Linked DNA regions of Homo sapiens: region 1 is linked to region 2. The links are chromatin contacts, found by Hi-C or POLR2A ChIA-PET in ENCODE. All regions are on one chromosome and are shown on one strand. Each heading gives the region's core, a stretch centred on a gene start or an enhancer-like site at or near the end of the contact. The rest is flanking DNA. Distances are from core to core; before and after follow the strand shown.

Region 1 (3,963 bases), core at 41-2,540, 71 kb before region 2:
AAAAAATTTAGCTGGGCGTGGTGGTGCATGCCTGTAACCCCAGCTATTCGGGAGGCTGAGGCAGGAGAATTGCTTGAACCCGGGAAGTGGAGGTTGTGGTAAGCTGCGATCGCACCACTGCGCTATAGCCTGGGCAACAAGAGCAAAACTCTGTCTCAAAAAAAAAAAAAAAAAAAAGAACAGAACCGGCACTTTGGGAGGCCGAGGCGGGTGGATCACCTGAGGTCAGAAGTTCGAGACCAGCCTGAACCACATGGTGAAATTCTTGTCTCTAATAAAAATACAAAAAATTAGCCAGGTGTGGTGGCGGGCGCCTATAATCCCAGCTACTCCAGAGGCTGAGGCAGGAGAATCACTTGAACCCAGGAGGCGGAGGTTGTAGTGAGCCGAGGTTGCACCACTGCACTCTAGCCTGGGCGACAGAGCGAGACTCCGTCTAAAAAAAAAGAGGCCGGGTGCGGTGGCTCACGCCTGCAATCCAAGAACATTGGGAGGCCGAGGCGGGTGGATCACAAGGTCAGGAGATTGAGACCGACCTGGCTAACAGGGTGAAATCCCGTCTCTACTAAAAATACAAAAAATTAGCCAGGCGTGGTGGTGGGCACCTGAAGTCCCAGCTACTCAGGAGGCTGAGGTAGGAGAATCATTCTGAACCCGGGAGGCGGAGGTTGCAGTGAGCCACGGTTGTGCTGCTGCACTCCAGCCTGGGCAACAGAGTGAGACTCTCTCAAAAAGAAAAGAAGAGGAGAAGGGGAGAAGAGGAAAGCAGAAGAGTTCCAGGGCTAGCAGGGAACAGAAGTGACTCAAGGAGAAGCAGGACCCTGCCCAGCCCCCTCTGAGGATGGAGGGCTCTTTGCCTAGGGGACGCACCTGCAGGAGCAGAGGAGGCCATCGGGGCCCTCCCGGTTTCCCCAGGCTGAGCAAAGGCAGCACAGGACACAGAACACGCATTTGAGGCTTTGCGCCGCAGCTTGGATTTAGTTACACACTGTCTGCAAAATGTGTCCTGGGTTGAAGCACATCCTGGCTCTGCTCCTGGTAAACGGTGCTGCCTCTCTGCCATTTCCCCCTCCCCAGGGGACAGCGATTCCATCTGCCTCCCAAGATGGTGGTGAGGGCGGAAGGAAGGGCTGCAGCGGGGCCTGGCACCCTCTGGAGGGCCCCCAACTATGAGTCTTGTTTGATTCTAGGGTCTCAGACTTAGTCATTGCCAAGTCGCGTTGGGTGGGGCGAGCGCTGCCTGGCGCCTCCAGGTCAGGGCCTGGAGCAGGTGTTGGGAGGAGGCCTGAGTCCAGCAGAGCCCGCAGCTGCCGTGGCCTTGACCATACACGGGCATGAAACTGCGGTCACTATTAATAACCACGGTGCCTTTGCCCAGGTCCAGGGTGACAGCCGCTATAAAGCCAGGCCTGCCAGCCCCAAGCGGCTCCTTCAGCCCCCGAGAACCTTAACCCCCCTGTTGTGAGACAAAAAGAAAAGTAAGTACCAAAACCATCTCTCCCCCCGTCCCCCTGGTCAGCCTCGTGCAGAACACGGGCCCCCGCTCGGCGGCCGGAAGTCAGACACAGAACAGTGGTGAAATGAGATCCCCCCTCAAAGGACGTCCGAAGCACAGATCCGGGGTGGTACCTACTTGTCCCAGGCGGTTCGGTGGCCTCCAGGACAGCCCAGGCCCAGCCCTGCCTAAGGAGCAGGGAAGATGGCTGTGGGGAGGAGGAGGAAGAGGAGGAGGAGGCAGCGGCTGAGCTGTTTGGGGGCTGGGCCTGCTCACTGCTTCTCCTTATCTAAGGGGACAGAGCCGGGGATCCCGCCGCAGGCCGGGTGACCCCAACAATGCATGTGTGTCTTGCGATGATGTGGCCACAGCTGTGGCTCCCTCAGTGGGGGGAGGCGAATGGCGAGGACGGAGGTGGGGGCTCCCTCCCTCCGGCCCCCTCCCCACCCCAACCCCTGGCTGTCCTGGGGTCTCCCGCCCCTCTCTGGGGTTTCATAGTTTGAAGGTCCCTTTAGGGGAGAACTTACAGGCCATGTCCTCAATGAGCCCTGTTTGGATTGACTGCACCTCACGGGTTCCCTGCTTGGAGAGCCGCTGGACCCCCACCTTGTCACCCCCTCCCCTACCTTGGAGGGGGCTGGGCCCTCGTCCTCCCGGAAGCTCAGTGGTTTCTCGACCTCGTTGAATGCTGCAGAAGCTTAACGGGGGCAGAGAGGAGACAAGGCCATTTCTCGGGAGCCCGCAGCTCCCCCAGAATGTGCAGGGTGGATCCTGTCTGGCCTCTTCAGCCTGCTTCTCCCCCAGGCCCTAGCTGGGCCCACAGCTGGCCCCAAGGACACCCCCTTAAGGCCCTGGCAGCAGGGAGTCTGGGGCACCCAAGCTCGGTGGCCTTGGAGGTGACAGCTTTGGCCCTGGTAGGGCCCTGGGGTGGGGGGCGGGGGGCGGCGCCAGCGGAGTAACTGCTGATTAAGGGGCCGGCTGACTACTACTTGATGTGAGTGGCAGATGGTTGGGGGTGGGGTGGGGGTGCCTGAAATAGAGTTGGGGGGAGGCCGGCACTAAAACCTCATCCCCCCCACCTCCCAGGGCCTCTCTGCTTCCATCCGGGTGGGTCTCAGCCTCTCTCTTCCCATGGCCAGCAGGACTTCTGGGGAAGGGCCTGAGGGCAGAGTCCCAGGGCTGGGTGGTCCCAGGGGAGCGGGCAGGGCAGGGCAGGGAGTTCAGGTTCTCCATGGAAGGGACTGTCCATCTGTCTGCGCACACACCCTCCAGTGCCTCCCAGGCAGGGAGGGGGCTGCAGACTGGCTTCCTGATGACCCAGGTGGTTCACGCCTATAATCGCAGCACTTTGGAAGGCTGAGTTGGGAGGCTTCCTTGAGCCCAGGAGTTCGAGACTGGCCTGGGAAACAGATCCCATCTCTACATAAAATAAAAAAATTAGCTGGGCACGGTGGCACGCCCTGTAGTCCCAGCTACTTGGGAGGCTGAAGCAGGAGGATTGCTTGAGCTCAAGAGGTTGAGGCTGCAGTGAGCGATGAGGGTGCCTCTGCACTCCAGCCTGGGTGACAGAGTGAGACCCTGCCTCAAAAAAACCCCCCAAAGATTGCCTTCCCAGCTGGAGAAGCCACTGAGCCAGGGGCACAGCGGGGTCCTGCCTGTCTGTCCCAGGCCCCGGGAACCCTGAGACACCCCTCCCCAACCCCTCACAGGGAAAGGCTTCAGAAGCTGCAAACCAAGGACCCCACTGTGGGCACGAGAATCCCGCCCTCGCACGGGAGCTCGGAAGGCCAGCTTCCAACGAGGTCCTCTGCCCTCCACAGACTCCATGGGCTGCCTGTCACCTGGGGTCCTGCAAGGGTCAAGGAGGGAGGCCCCCAGGCAGGGGACTTTCAGTAGAGCCAGGCTACCCTCAGCCAAGTTCCTCAAGCTCCGGGAATGACTTGGCCCAGAGAAGTGTCAGCCACGCGACAACATGGGGGCCTCTGTGTGATGGTTGGTGCCTGCCCTGGACTCTCAGTCCCTTCCTGGGCCCACGATAGGTACCTCAAGGGAGCGGGGCAGGATTTTTTGTTTGTTTGTTTTTGAGACAGGGTCTGGCTCTGTCGCCCAGGCTGGAGTGCAGTGGTGTGATCTCGGCTCACCGCAACCTCTGCCTCCCAGGTTCAAGCAATTCTCCTGCCTCAGCCTCCTGAGTGGCTGGGATTACAGGTGTGCACCATCATGCCCGGCTAATTTTTGTATTTTTAGTAGAGATGGGGTTTCACCATGTTGGCCAGACTGGTCTCGAACTCCTGACCGCAAGTGATCTGCCCGCCTCAGCCTCCCAAAGTGCTGGGATGACAGGTGTGAGCCACCATGCCCAGCCCAGGGTAGGATTGGAGCCCATTCTCTGCCCTTAGAAGAAGTTTCTTCCCTGGGACACTGTGTATATTTGGGGTTGGACTGTTCTCTGGGGTGGGGCTGTCCTG
Region 2 (3,995 bases), core at 76-2,575:
TAGACCCTCCCCCGTACAGGGTGAGCGTTTCTCACTCGATTCTCTGTCCTCAATGTCGTCATTCATGCTTGGAGGAGGGACAGTAACACGCAGCATGGAAAAAAAAAAAATCCCTCCTGGATGCTATGGGGTCGGGGGGGGGGCGGTGGCAGCAGCCAGCCAGGCCCTTCCCGCGAGGGTAAGTTCTCCTCGGCAGTAGAAACGCATTTGCTCTCCGGAGGAAGGGGTCTTCGCCTCTCCCTTCCTTATACTGAGCTGGGTGTGACCTCAGCCCCCAGGAACACTCCCACCAGCCCCGCCCCCGACCCCCACCCCCTGCCAGCTGCAGCCACAGGCGTTGACTCCACAGTCTTCTAAGGATGGGGTGGGGTGGGTCCTCAGTGGGCCCCGGACACTCCTGCACTCAGATCCTGGCTTCGCATTTGGGGACGGCCAAAAGAAGACAGTGACATCAAGGAACGGGAGTGAAGCGCTCATTTGAGCCCTGATGTCTGATTATTAACAAATCACATACGAGTTCCAATAAGGAGGAGGCATCTGTGTCTTAAACCATAAACCACCCCCTTCCTCCCCACCCCACAGGACAGCCTTTATCGACACACTTAGATTTTTTTTTTTTTTTTTTCCCGAAATCGTCGGCTGGTGGCCTTCCTAGCGTTATAAATAGGAAATACATAGGGCTAGGATGGGTCTATTTCAGCGTCCCAGAGAGAAGCTGAGGTTTTCATCCGCCCGAGCTCTCAGCGTGTCCTGAAAATGGTGCACTTAGAGGGGAACGGTGCGCGCGGAAGGTAAACTGTGTTGCTGGGCGCAGCTCAGGGAACGGTTTTCCCTGGTACCGGGAACAGGGATGTGAGGGCCTTCACGGAGTCACAAGACCGTGGCTCTCTGCTCCCACCCGCCCCATCTGCTGGAAAGGGATTTAGAGGCGGCAAAGGCTGCCGGATAAACCTTCCAGGGAGACGGTTTATCCTGGGAGAAGGGGAGATGCGCGCACTCACCTCTGCAGCTGAGACAGCCTCTCCTCCTTACTGGCAAACAAAGGCGAGCCCTGCCCGGGTGCAGCTGGGCATCGCTCACGCTCCCCGGGCCTTCAGAGCCTAGGAGGAAGAGGATGCTCGCAGGGGCGGATTCTGCATCCGAGGAAGGTCACCCAGGGCGACGTGGCCAGCGCCCGCCAGCTCTTTTGTGCAGGGGTGGGTGGGGTGCAGGGTTAGCGGTGGGCTCCCCAGCGCGGGGCTGCGGCTGCGCCCCCTCTCATCGCCGCCCGCCTGCGCGCCCTGCCTCCGAGGTAGCTGCTTCTTCCCAGCTCAGGGCTGGCAGAGGCTCGGCTTCCCGAAGACGGTTAATTTATGCTGCTTTTGTGTGCAGGGAGGAGGGGGTGGGGGGTGGCGGCCTGACGGAAAAGCACAGCCCCCTGCCAGAATCCGATCCTCCCCATTGGCTGACAGACAAGCATCTCCGAAAGCCACGCCAGGGGCAGAGGCAGAAATAATTTTCTGATGGCGCATCAGAGATTTAAAAACAAAACAACGGACAAATAAATAAATAAATGGCAAGATGGCCTCATTCCTTAGAGAATGGGGGGTGGGGGAGTTGGGAAAGGTCTTCTTGGCACTTCTCCTTGCAAAGGGAGCAGGGGTGAGGGGTGGCATCCCCCAAAAAGTCTGTGCAGGCAAAGAAATGACTGTCCCCAGGTCGGATGCCATGGCTCACGCCTGTAATCCCAGCACTTTCGGAGGCCGAGGAGGGAGGATCACCTGAAGTCAGGAGTTCGATACCAGCCTGGCCAACATGGTGAAACCCCGTTTCTACTGAAAATACAAAAATTAGCCAGGCGTGGTGGCGTGCGCCTGTAATCCCAGCTACTCGGGAGGCTGAGGCAGGAGAATCGCTTGAACCTGGGAGGCGGAGGTTGCAGTGAGCCGAGATGGCGCCACTGCACTGCAGCCTGGGCGGCAGAGGGAGACTCTGTCTCAAAGAAAAAAAAAAAAAAAGAAAGAAATGACTGTCCCCAGGTCACCGTGTTGTGGGTCCATTAGATGGTCACTTACCATTGATTCAGCCTCGTGCCCTAAACAGGGCTGGGTGCAGGGGAGGCGGAAGTTTCTCAGGCACACTCACTTTGCAGGGCTGCTGTGGGAACGGCGCCCCCTGCAGTTGTGCGCTGGCGTGGCCTCGCCCTGGAGGAATTCAAGGAGACTGTGGAAGATGGTAGGGTGGAGAGTGCAGGCCGTGCAGTCGGACTGGAAGTGGGTTTGAACTCTAGCCCAGCCACTCCCCAGCTGGCAGACCAGTGGGCATGAGTGATCTCACCTGCGGGCCTCAGTTTTTCTCATCTGTGAAATGGAGCCGCTATGGCTTTTCCACATTATGAGATAATGCATAGACAGCACTAAACACAGTGCTGGGGCACAAGAAAAGCTCCCTATGTGTTTCTTTCTCTTTCTTTCTTTCTTTCTTTCTTTCTTTCTTTCTTTCTTTCTTTCTTTCTTTCTTTCTTTTTTTTTTTTTTTTAGGTGGAGTCTCGCTCTGTTGCCAGGCTGGAGTACAGTGGTGCGATCTTGGCTCACTGCAACCTCCGACTCCCAGGTTCAAGTGGTTCTCCTCCCTCAGCCTCCCAAGTAGCTGGGATTACAGGCACACACCACCACACCTGGCTAATTTTTTTTTTGTATTTTTAGTAGAGGCGGGGTTTCAACATGTTGGCCAGGCTGGTCTCGAACTCCTGACTTCAGGTGATCCGCCCACCTTGGCCTCCCAAAGTGCTGGGATTAGAGGTGCGAATCACTGTGCTCGGCCTATATGTATTTCTTGCTATTGCTGTTTTTAATGTTTATTTTATTTACTTATTTTTTTAAGAAACAGGAGTTTTCCCTGTCATCCAGGCTGGAGTGCAATGGCACAATCACAGCTCGCTGCAGTCTTGAACTCCCGGGCTCAGGTGATCCTTACACCTCTTTCTCTCCAGTGGTTGAGACTACAGGCTCCTACCACCACGCCCTGCTAATCTGTGTAATTTTTGTAGAAATAGGGTATCTCTCTATTGCCCAGGCTGGTCTTGAATTCTTGGGCTCAAGTGAGCCTCTCATCTCAGCCTCGAAAAATGTTGGGATTATAGGTGTGAGCCACCGTGCCTGACCCACAGCACTTACTATTAATTGAAATTATTTACACTTTTTTGTTGTTGTTGTTGATTCTCTGCTCCTCCTTATTAGAATATACTGGGTTTTGTTTTGTTTTGTTTTGTTTTGAGACAGAGACTTGCTCTGTTTCCCAGGCTGGAGTGCAGTGGTGTGATCTCAGCTCACCGCAACCTCCTCCTCCTCTCAGGTTCAAGCGATTCTCATGCCTCAGCCTCCCAAGCATCTGGGACTACAGGCATGCACCACCACACCCAGCTATTTTTTTTATTTTTGGTAGAAACGGGGTTTCACCATGTTGGCCAGGCTGGTCTTAAACTCCTGACCTCAGGCAACCTGCCCACCTTGGCCTCCCAAAGTGTTGGGATTACAGGCGTGAGCCACCGCACCTGGCCAGAATATACATTTTCGAAGAGCAGAGGCTCGGTTGTTCTTATGCACCACACGTTCTCCGCACAAGGTAGCAACTCCTGGTCCAAAGCTGTTCAGGAGACGCAGGCAGAGTGCATGAAGGCTGGCTCCCTTCATGACATTCAATGACACCCCACCTAGGCTGGCAGCCTCACCCGCTGCATGGAGGTCTGCACTCTTCCGAGGCATAAAGGTAACCTGCCCACAGCAGAGGCAGAAAGCCCTGATGGGGAAGCAGAGGCCCCAGAGACTTTAGCACAAGGTTGGGACTTCCCATCTCCTGGCTGGAGAAAATGGAGGTCTTGTAAGAGACACTTGTGTTAACTGAGGGGTGGATTCGATGAGTCCCTGTGCTGGGCACTGGGCACAAGATATGAGTAATTCCCATTACTGGCAAACAAAGGCGAGCCCTGCCTGGGTGCAGCGGGCATCTCTCAGGCT

Evidence for each region. A loop is a pair of places that touch in the nucleus more often than their neighbours do. ChIA-PET counts read pairs that join two places held with the same protein, here RNA polymerase II (POLR2A).
Region 1: POLR2A ChIA-PET joins it to region 2 with 11 read pairs in WTC11. The contact joins the enhancer-like site here to the promoter of ATCAY in region 2. A Hi-C loop is called at or near these places in 1 of 37 single-sample maps with no recorded cell type. POLR2A ChIA-PET finds 5 or more read pairs at or near these places in 12 of 52 experiments (H1, HEK293, HEK293T and 7 more).

The regions. Positions count from the first base shown.
Region 1 is chr19:3,948,826-3,952,788 of GRCh38, reverse strand. No RefSeq gene overlaps it. Among named protein-coding and RNA genes, the nearest start is that of MIR637, 11 kb to the left of the region's middle. RefSeq lists an enhancer at 657-1,426. Within about 2 kb of position 1,290, at least 11 of the 41 ENCODE cell types and tissues checked have a DNase peak (open chromatin) inside an H3K27ac peak, as active enhancers do.
Region 2 is chr19:3,878,015-3,882,009 of GRCh38, reverse strand. It overlaps ATCAY (ATCAY kinesin light chain interacting caytaxin), which reads right to left and starts at 1,325. Exons shown (of 13, transcript NM_033064.5): 1 at 1,002-1,325. RefSeq lists an enhancer at 1,120-1,650.